2 separate regions of the Homo sapiens genome follow, and region 1 is linked to region 2. A link is an interaction called in ENCODE POLR2A ChIA-PET data of the cell type or tissue named here. Cell type or tissue: A673. All regions are shown on one strand. Links, peaks and the distances in the headings refer to the core of each region. The heading gives the core; the rest is flanking DNA.

Region 1 (5,371 bases), core at 100-5,099, 49 kb after region 2:
CCAACCCAGGAGTTTGACAGCAGTTTGGGTAACATAGACCCCATCTCTACAAAAATTAAAAAAAAAAAAAAAGGCAGGTATGGTGGCATGCACCAGTAATGCCAGCTATTCTCATGAGGCTGAGGTGGGAGGATCAACTGAGCCCTAAAGTTGAAGGCTGCAGTAAGCTATGATCACACCACTGCACTCCAGCCTGGGCAACAGAGTGAGATATTGACTCTTAAAAAAAAAAAAAAAAAGAATTTTTTCCACTTGTAGCATTAACTAGCCAAGTAATCTGTATTCTCGGAATGCATTTCTTTCACATAGGTATGACTCTCTCACCGGGGTTCCGGTCAGCCAGCAGAACCTGCTGCTGGAGAAGGCCAGTGTCCTGTTCAACACTGGGGCCCTCTACACCCAGATTGGGACCCGGTGTGATCGGCAGACGCAGGCTGGGCTGGAGAGTGCCATAGATGCCTTTCAGAGAGCCGCAGGTATGTCTCCTCCAGGGCTGACCAGACGGAGCCTTGGCCCCACCCGGTGGCACCAGGGGACCCCCCACTGAAGAGAATCTACAGGTCATCCCTCGCAAGGGCCAGACCAGTCTCCAGCTCTGGTGTAACTTCCCATTAAGAAACTTGCTCCGGCCGGGCGCGGTGGCTCACGCCTGTAATCCCAGCACTTCGGGAGGCCAAAGCGGGTGGATCACAAGGTCAGGAGATCGAGGCCAGACTGCATCTCAAAAAAAAAAAAAAAAACTTGCTCGGTGGTTCAGACCTCAGTCTGGGATGGCTGATGTACATGGTGAATCCTGTGGCTGACGATCTTTTCCAGACAAGTGGCCCCTGGGATGGCAGTGCATAACTGTTTCTTTCAACACTGTCATGAAGAGCAGAATAACTTTTCCCAAATAGTGAAACTGTAGGCTTCTTTTTCTTGTATTAGGTGTACCTTATCAGTGCGTATTACTCTCCGTGCCTTTATTTATTTATTTATTTATTTATTTATTTATTTATTTATGAGATGGAGTTTTGCTCTTGTTGCACAGGCTGGAGCGCAGTGGCATGGTCTCGGCTCACTGCAACCTCCACCTCCTGGTTTCAAGCAATTCTCCTGCCTCAGCCTCCTGAGTAGCTGGGATTACAGGCACCCGCCACCACACCTGGCTAATTTTTGTATTTTTAGTAGAAATGGGGTTTCGCCATGCTGGCCAGGCTGGTCTCGAACTCCTGACCTCAGGTGTTCCGCCTGCCTCAGCCTCCCAGAATGCTGGGATTACAGGCATGAGCCACCGCACCCTGCCCCTCCATGCCTTTATATCACCTGCATTCTGCCAACTTCTCCAGCATGAGGTGGGTGTTCTCAACCCTTTGTCAAGTGATGCATTCAAAGGATGTCTCATAGCTCAGTTCCCTTCTTCTGGGAACTGTCTTTTGTTATTTTATTTTATTTATTTGTTTATTTTGAGATAGAGTCTTGCTCTTGTCACCCAGGCTGGAGTGCAGTGGCACAATCTCTGCTCACTACGACGTCTGCCTACTGGGTTCAAGTAATTCTTCTGCCTCAGCCTCCCAAGTAGCTGGGATTACAGGCGCCTGCCACCATGCCTGGCTAATTTTTGTATTTTTAGTAGAGATGAGGTTTTGCCATGTTGGCCAGGCTGGTCTCAAACTCCTGACCTCAGGTAATCTTAGTATGAGAATGAGGTGCGGTGTTGAGGAGAAAAGCAGCCTAGTGCTTACACCTATAGAGGACTGGGGTCAACAGACCCAGCGCTGTGGGTGAGCCTGGCTTGGCTCACCTGTGCCTGCGGGTTCTGCCTTGCTCCCCCATAGCAGGGCTGTGTCTGGGTCAGACTCCACGTGGGGATGGATGCAAGAGCAGGGCACAGTGTAGACCACAGTGTGTTCCCCACGCTAGCTCTATAGCGTGTTGCCTTCTGGGCTGATCATCGACATTCTGCTTTGGGGTGTGATCCCCTTCCACCCGTGTGGATCATTGTTTGATATCACTTTGCCCTGCAAGCTTGTGAAGAACCATAGCTTTGCCACTTTGACTCATCGTGAAATTTCTGATGTTATAATGATTGGTCCTACCAGCCTGGGCCACACAGGAGGACCCCATCTCTACAAAATATTTAAAAATTAGCCAGGCGTGGTGGTGTATGCCCGTAGTTCCAGCTACTCCAGTGGCTAAGACGGGAAGATCACTTAAGCCCAGGAGTTTGAGGCTGCAGTGAGCTATGATTGCACCACTGTACTCTAGCCTGGGTGACAGAGTAAGACTCCATCCCTAAAAAGAATTTTTTTTTTTTAAATTAATGAAATAGGCTGGGCATGGTGGCTCATGCCTGTAATCCCAGCACTTTAGGAGGCTGAGGTGGGTGGATTGCTGGAGCCCAGGAATTTGAGATCAGTCTGGGCAACAAGGCGAAACTCCATCTCTACAAAAAGTACAAAAGTTAGCTGGGCCTGGTGGTGCATGCCTGTAGTCTCAGCTACTTGGGAGGCTGAGACAGAAGGATCAGCCGAGGTTGTGGTAAGCCAAGATCGCGCCATTGCACTCCAGCTTGGGCGACAGAGCAAGACCCTGTCCCAAAAAATAATTAATTAATTAAAAAAATAAAAGATTGGTCTATCGGGATGAAGCGATATGCTAAGATTCCAAGTATGAGTTGATTTCTTTTGCTGTAAATCTTTTTTCTGGACTCATCTTTCTGAGGAATCTTAGGCAGGCACTCTGTGTCCTGTCTCTGAGATTATATCAATGGAGACAAACTATAGACGAAATGAAGCAAGTAGGAGAACAGTGGGGAGTGTGAGGGAACCCCCATGGAGCTCGCAGCTCAAAACAGCAGGTGCCATCCCTCCGCAGGGCAGGGCTTTTTTTTTTTTTTTTTTGCTCAGCAACAAAACCAGAGGAACCAGTTGGATGGGATTCATATGAGAGATTCTATTTCAGTTCCAGATTGATTGTCAGTTAGCGCTTTGGACAGTTAATTTTCTAAACTACAAAGAAGTCAGAGGAAGGCTGCAGCATGAAAATTTCCATTGGAGCAGACGGATTGAGATTTTTTTTTTTTTTTTTTTTTTTTTGAGACAGAATCTCACTCTGTCGCCCAGGCTGGAGTGCAGTGGCGAGATCTCGGCTCACTGCAGCCTCTGCTTCCCGGGTTCAAGTGATTCTCCTGCCTCAGCCTCCGGAGTAGCTGGGATTATAGGCGTGCACCACCACACCTGGCTAATTTTGTATTTTTGGTAGAGATGGGCTTTTGCCATGTTGGCCAGGCTGGTCTTGAACTCCTGACCTCAGGTGATCCGCCCACCTCGGCCTCCCAAAGTGCTGGGATTAGAGGCATGAGCCACCACGCCTGGCCAGAATAGATCTTTCTTGAGGTCCAGGGGAAAAGCCCTGGACTGCTGAATGACTCAGATCTTATGTGTGAGCCTGGTCCCCTGTGAGCCCCTTAGTCCTTCTGCCTGCCGTCTGCTTGCATCTCCATACCTGTCGTGATGGAATTTTGTCCCAGGTGACACAGGAGTTGTGGGGAGCAGGCTGGTTTCTTTACTCAATAGAGATGTGTTTTGGAAGGTAATCCAATTTTTAAAAATTGGGTTAAAAGGCTGGGTGGGGTGGCTCACGCCTGTTATCCCAGCACTTTCAGTGGCCGAGGCAGGCAGATCACCTGAGGTCAGGAGTTCGAGACCAGCCTGGCCAACATGGTGAAACCCCGTCTGTACTAAAAATACAAAAATTAGCTGGGTGTGGTGGTGGACACCTGTAATCCCTGCTACTTGGGAGGCTGAGGCAGGAGGATCGCTTGAACCTGGGAGGCAGAGGTTGCAGTGAACTGAAATCACACCACTGCACTCCAGCCTGGGTGTTTATTTATAAATAAATAAATAAATAGTGTTAAAATATACATATATAACTTAAAATGTACTATTTTAACCAGTTTTTTTATTATAGTAAAATAACACAGAACATAAAATTACCATTTTAATTATTATCTTAAATTTTAAAAATTTTAAAATTATCCTGCCAACCAGAAGCACATTTTAACCATTTTTAAGTGTGCAGTTCAATGGCATTAAGTGCATTTGTACATTCATAGTGTTGTGCAGCCATTACCACTAAACATCTCCAGAAGTTAAAAACTTTTTTTGTTGGTTAGGCAAGGTGGCTCACACCTGTAATCTCAGCACTTTGGGAGGCTGAGTCAGGAGGATCACTTGAATCCAAGAGTGGAGACCAGTCTGAGCAACATAGGGACACCCCATCTGTACAAAAAATTTTAAAATTAGCTTGGTGTAGGGTGGCACATGGCTGTAGTCCCAGCTCTTCAGGAGACTGAGGTGGGAGGACCGCTTGAGCCCAGGAGTTTGAGGCTGCAGTGAGCCATGATTGTGCCACCGCACTCCAGTCTGGGCAACAGAGTGTGATCTTGTCTCAAAAATAAATAAAATAAATACATTTTTAAAAAGTATATATTTTTTAAGAGACAGGGGTCTCAGTACGTTGCCCAGGCTGGTCTTGAACTCTTAATGTCAAGCAACCCTCCCACCTCAGCCTCCTTTATAGCTGGGATTACAGGCAGCAGCCCCTGTGCCCAGCTATCTCCGGAACTTTTTCATCATCCAAAGCAAAGCTCTGTACTCAGTTAAACAATAACTTCCCATTGCCCGCTTTTCCAGCCCCAGCTAACCTCTATTCTCCTTTCTATTTCTGTGAATTTGACTATTCCGGGTACCTTATCTAAATGGAATCCTACAATATTGGTCCTTTTGTGACTGGCTTGTTTCACTTAGCATAATGTCCTTATTTACACTGTACCATGTGTCAGAATTTCATTCCTTTTTAAGGCTGAAAAATATTCTGTTGTATGGATAGGCCACATTGTGTTTAATCATTCATCTGCTCATGGACGTCTGGGTGGTTTCCACTTTTCAGCTCTTGTGAATAATGTTGCTATTAACACGGGTGTTCAAGTGTCATTTAAGCCCCCACTTTCAATTGTTTGGGGATATATATCATAGGAGTGGAATTGCTGGACCATATAATTGAGAATCAAATTTTTTAATATGTTGTAGGACACCGGTTCTTTTTTTTTTCTCCTGTCTTTTCCTTTTTTTTTTTTTTTTTTTTTTTTTGAGACAGAGTCTTGCTCTGTCACCCAGGCTGGAGTGCAGTAGTGAGATCTCAGCTCACTGCAACCTCTGCCTCCTGGGCTCAAGCAATCCTCCTGCCTCAGCCTCCAGAGGAGCTGAGACTATAGTCGCACACCATCACACCCGGCTAATTTTTGTATTTTTTGTAGAGACAGGGTTTCACCACGTTGCCCACGCTGGTCTTGAATTCCTGATACAAGTGATCTGCTCACTTCGGCCTC
Region 2 (5,371 bases), core at 149-5,148:
AGGCTCCTGAGTAGCTGGGATTACAGGCATGTGCCATCATGCCCGGCTAATTTTGTATTTTTAGTAGAGACAAAGTTTCTCCATGTTGGTCTCGAACTCCAGACCTCAGGTGATCTGCCTGCCTTGACCTCCCAAAGTGCTGGGATTACAGGCGTGAGCCATCATGCCCAGCCTCAGGTCTATTATAAAATCATGTCTCTCACTTTTTTCTTTTCTTTTCTTGTCTTTTCTTTCTTTTTTGACAGGGTGTTGCTGTGTCATCCAGGCTGGAGTGCAGTGGCATGATCATAGCTCACTGCAGCCTCAACCTCCCTGGCTCCAGTGATCCTCCTGTCTCAGCCTCCTGAGTAGCTGGGACAACAGGCATGAGCCACAAAGCCTGGCTAATTTTTAAATTTTTTGTAGAGACGGTCTCACTGTGTTGCCTGGGCTGGCCTCGAACTCTTTTTTTTTTTTTTTTTGAGACAGAGTCTGGCTCTGTTGCCCAGGCTGGAGTGCAGTGGCACCATCTCGGCTCACTGCAAGCTCCACCTCCCGGGTCCACGCCATTCTCCTACCTCAGCCTCCTGAGTAGCTGGGACTACAGGCGACCGCCACCATGTCCGGCTAATTTTTTTTTTTTTTTTTGTATTTTTATTAGAGATGGGGTTTCACCATGTTAGCCAGGATGGTCTCAATCTCATGACCTTGTGATCTGCCCGCCTCGGCTTCCCAAAGTGCTGGGATTACAGGCGTGAGCCACTGCGCCCGGCCTGGTCTCGAACTCTTTGGGCCCAAGCCTCAGCCTTCCACAGTGCTCGGATTACAGGCATGAGCCACCGCACCCAGCTTTCCCTGGCTTCTCACTATATTTTTTCTTTCTCATTATGTTACTGTGTTTAAACAGAGGTACAGCTCTATAAGATTATTATAAATTACTTTCTCAACTTATATTACTATAATTTCTCAAGAAGTGGAAATGCAACTTCTTTTCCCCAGATTTTTATGCTCTTCCTACTGAAAATCTTGGAAGAATTATTGTTCTCTGGCCTGTAGTTAAATGCAGAGTAATGTAATTTTCTAGAATGCTGCATCCTGATAGAGATTCCTTTTCTGCAACTGCCCCTGTACCCCACAGTACTAAAACTCACAGGAAAATCTGTTGTGGCCATGAAGAAAAGCAGCTGGAAGGCCGGGGGTGGTGGCTCATGCCTGTAATCCCAGCACTTTGGGAAGCTGAGGTGGGTGGATCACCTGAGGTTGGGAGTTCGAGACCAGCCTGACCAACATGGAGAAACCCCGTCTCTACTGAAAATACAAAATTAGCTGGGTGTGGTGGTGCATGCCTGTAATCCCAGCTACTCGGGAGGCTGAGGCAGGAGAATGGCTTGAACCTGAGAGGCAGAGGTTGCAGTGAGCTGAGATCACGCCATTGCACTCCAGCCAGGGCAACGAGCAAAAAACTCCGTCTCAAAAAAAAAAAAAGGAAAAAAGAAAAAAAAAAGAAAAGAAAAGCAGCTGGAAACAAACTAGAGAAAGCCTTTCCCCAGGGCCATTGAAAGGCCCAAAATGAAAGGTCTTGGCACTATGTGGAAGAGGAGAGTGAGTACACAGTGAGGCATTGTCACTTCTTATCTCTGCCTCTTCATCCTTTGGGAATGCTAATGCCCCAAAATGAATTTAGCTCCATTGTTTTTACTCAAGAGCTGTAGGAGAAGTTGTTTCTTGTTCACAGAAACCTCCAGCCTGGACAGGGCCTCCGGGTTCATTGTGTCCTGGTTTATGGTCCCTGTTGACTCTGGGCTTCCTGGAGGCTCCGGCAGAGAAGGAAGGAGAATTTTTGTTTGTTGTTGTTTTTTTTTTTTTTTAACCCAGAAGCTCCTTGCAGTCTTCTCTCTGCAAGGAGCAGGGATCTACTCTTTGATGAATGAGCAGCATTCATCTTAGTGAGGGCTAATTTCGTGTTAGACACTTGTGTGCATCTTTTATGAACGCTTGTGTGGATGAGGAAGCCTTCTGATGGGCTGAGTCCACCAGGAACAGCGTGGGTCATGTGGGATCAGCAGCTCCAGCTCTATTGGTACTGATACTACCCCTCCGGCTGTTTAGATCCATCCCCTTGGACCCTTGAGTCAATTCCCAGGTGGAGAGGGAGGGAGGCAGAGGAGAGTAAAGGTTGGTGATGCTGACCCCACTCCTGATTCCCCATGATGGTCTAAAACAGCTTTTTTTTTTTTTAAAGATGACAGAATCTGGCTGTGTCACCCAGGCTGGAGTGCAGTGGCACCGTTGTAGCTCACTGTAGCCTTGACCTCCTGGGCTCAAGTGATCCTCCTGCCTCAGCCTCCCAACTAGCTGGGACTAGAGATGTGATTAAAAATTGCCACACCTGGCTGATTTTTATTTTTATTTTTTGTAGAGATGGGGTCTTACTGTGTTGCCTAGGCTGGTCTTCAACTCCTGGCCTCAAGCAATCCTCCCATCTCAGTGGTGGGCTATTACAGGTGTGAATCACTGCACCCAGCCCTAAGCCAGATCTTAAAGGCCAGGCTGGATCCAGGCTGACTGTGGCCTTGGAGAGGGGAGGGTCTGCCCAGCTGCATGGTATCCACCATCAGCCCCGAGGGTCTGCCTGACCAACAGTCTTCAACTGTGGGATCCTGGCTGGGAGGTATCCCCTGGCAGAAACAGAATTTTCAGGGTGACTCAGAGGAGAGACAACGTGATGAACTATAACACTGTAAATGTCCCTTGTTTCCTGGGGCCATTTGGATGGTTGCCACGACACCACCTGATGCTACTGGGCGTTGGCTTTAGCCTGATCAACACTTCCTCCTTTGGCTCAGGTACCAGCGTCCCGTGACACAAAGGCTGCATTGGAGGTAGCCATAGGACACAGTCGAACTGCAGGTACCGCTCAGCCAGAGGCTGGGTGTCTGGCAGAGCAGCAGTAATGGGTGCCAAGTGAGGACAAGGTTCCCCACTTGGAGCACCAGGGACGGAGACACCACGGTGAATGATGTGAGTCCCTCAGGGCTGCCCATTCAGACCCTCGGAGTTCCCTATGGCCAGGTTTCCATTTGATTGTAACAAGAGAAAAGGGGACCAGCACAGTGGCTCACACCTGTGATCCCAGCACTTTGGGAGTCCGAGGCAGGAGGATCATTTGAGGTCAGGAGTTCGAGACCAGCCTGGACAACATGGTGAAACCCTGTTCCTACTAAAAATGCAAAATTAGTCGGGTGTGGTGCTGCGTGCCTGTAATCCCAGCTACTCGGGAGGCTGAGGCAGGAGAATCGCTTGAACCTCGGAGGTGGGGGTTGCAGTCAGCTGAGATTGTGCCACTGCACTCCGGCCTGCTGGGTGACAGAGCAAGATTCTGTCTCAAAAAAAAAAAAAAAAAACAAAGAAGAAAAAAGGGCAGGTGGTAAAAAAACAAGGCTGGATGTAGTGGCTCACACCTATGATCCCAGCACTTTAGGAGGCCACGGTGGACAGATCACATGAGCTCAGGAGTTCAAGACCAGCCTGGGCTGCATCGACAAAACTCTGTCTCTACAAAAAATACAATAAAATTAGCCAAGTGTGGTGGTGTGGACCTGTAGTCCCAGCTTCTCGGGAGGCTGAGGTGGGAGGATTGCTTGAGCCCCAGGATATTGAGGCTGCAGTGAATGGAGATCACGCCACTGCAGTCCAGCCTGGGCAAGAGAGTGAGATCCTGTCTCAAAAACAAGAGACTGGGCGCGGTGGCTCACACCTGTAATCCCAGCACTTTGGGAGGCTGAGGCAGGTGGATCACCTGAGGTCTTAGGAGTTCAAGACCAACCTGGCCAACATGGTGAAACCACGTCTCTAGTAAAAAATACAAAAATTAGCTGGGTGTCCAGGTACAGTGGCTCACGCCTGTAATCCCAGCACTTTGGAGGCCAAGGCAGGTGGATCACGAGGTCAGGAGTTCAAGACTAGCCTGACCAACATGGTGAAACCCCATCTCTACTAAAAATACAAAAATTAGCCAGGCATGGTGGTGTGCGCCTGTAATCCCAGCTACTCTGGAGGCTGAGGCAGGAGAATCGCTTGAACCTAGGAGGCAGAGGTTGTAGTGAGCCAAGATCGCACCACTGCACTCCAGCCTGGGCAAGAGAGCGAGACTCCATCTCAAAAAAAAAAAAAAAAGCAAAACTGTTAAAACTGTTGTTGAGTGTGTCCTACCAGTTGAAATAAGCAGATCATTGGTCTGGAAATACAGTTGATTCATGGAAATGTTCACGATTTGATGTGGTGGGAGGCACAGTAAAAGCCTAGTTATTCAAGGCTGGGCGCAGTGGCTCACACCTGTAATCCTAACACTTTGGGAGGCTGAGGTGGGTGGATCACTTGAGGCCAGGAGTTTGAGAGCAGCCTGGCCAACATGGTGAAACCTCGTCTCTACTAAAACAAAACAAAACAAAACAAAACAAAAATTAGCCAGGTGTGTTGGCACATTCCTGTAATCCCAGCTACTCAGGAGGCTGAAACAGGAGAATCGCTTGAACCCGGGAGGTGGAGGTTGCAGTGAGCCGAGATCACACCACTGCACTCCAGCCTGGGCAACAGAGCAAGACTTCGTCTCAAAAAAAAAAAAAAGTTATTCAGCATATTGAAAAATAACTGTGATTGGCACACAGTAGGGGTTTATAGAGATTTCTGGAAGAGACTGAAGGGAGCTCGTAACTAAAGATTATGGCTGTGTTGACTCATATCGAGCCCCCCTCCACCCCTGTGTGAATGGATTGGGATTCCCGGGGGAGGCGGCTGGGCCCTCACCTCCAGCCCTGACACCTGGCAGAGATCCTGGAAGGGCAGGAGGGCTGTTGACAAGTACTGAATTCATGTTTTTATTTTTATGGACATGGACAAGCTAGATTCTTTCCACCCAGCCTGCCCTGAATCTCCAGTGTGGTGAAAAGTTAAATTAGATGTATGTGTGTATTGCAGTGTACTGCATGCTATTTTCTGTGCTTTCTCATTGATTGCTCTGGCTGACTTATAAACAAGCAATTCTGTTTTCCAGAGTTTGGTGGTTGAGTGAGGGATTGCGTAACCAGGAAGGAGTGAGAAAGGCAGAGAAAATAATCTTTGCTGGAGAAGCAGCTAAAAACACCTGCCTTCCTGTATCCCGTGGGAAGGTCTCTCTGGCTGGGAGCTGGCCCAGCCCTACCGTGTCATCTCTCACTTAGTTTTACGCCTGAACCTTTAGATCCCAAGCTTGCACATTGCCCTAAATTTGCTGGAAACACCTCTGCATGTGTGAGCTTTATCTTTGGCTGTGCAGAAGAAGGGCCCATACTATTGCCTATAGTGGAGGGGAAGCAGGTGCCAGGCACTGCCCAGAATGGAGCAGGGCCCCCAT

The links. ChIA-PET counts read pairs that join two places held together with the same protein. Peaks named below come from ENCODE experiments on the same cell type or tissue, not always from the same donor. Only the 100,000 strongest peaks of a DNase experiment are listed, where the experiment ranks them.
Region 1: POLR2A ChIA-PET joins it to region 2 with 10 read pairs; 8 of 35 experiments call an interaction of 5 or more read pairs at or near these places.

What each region holds. Positions count from the first base shown.
Region 1 is chr19:33,003,119-33,008,489 of GRCh38, reverse strand. RHPN2 (rhophilin Rho GTPase binding protein 2) reads left to right here. Exons shown (of 15, transcript NM_033103.5): 7 at 310-476. Among named protein-coding and RNA genes, the nearest start is that of FAAP24, 34 kb to the right of the region's middle. In A673, for the core only: no CTCF peak of the experiment used is centred there; a DNase peak (open chromatin) is centred at 2,829.
Region 2 is chr19:33,052,210-33,057,580 of GRCh38, reverse strand. All of the region lies in intron 1 of RHPN2 (rhophilin Rho GTPase binding protein 2), which reads left to right. Among named protein-coding and RNA genes, the nearest start is that of RHPN2, 10 kb to the left of the region's middle. RefSeq lists enhancers at 53-576, 577-1,100, 2,234-2,734. In A673, for the core only: no CTCF peak of the experiment used is centred there; no DNase peak of the experiment used is centred there; H3K27ac peaks cover 351 bases.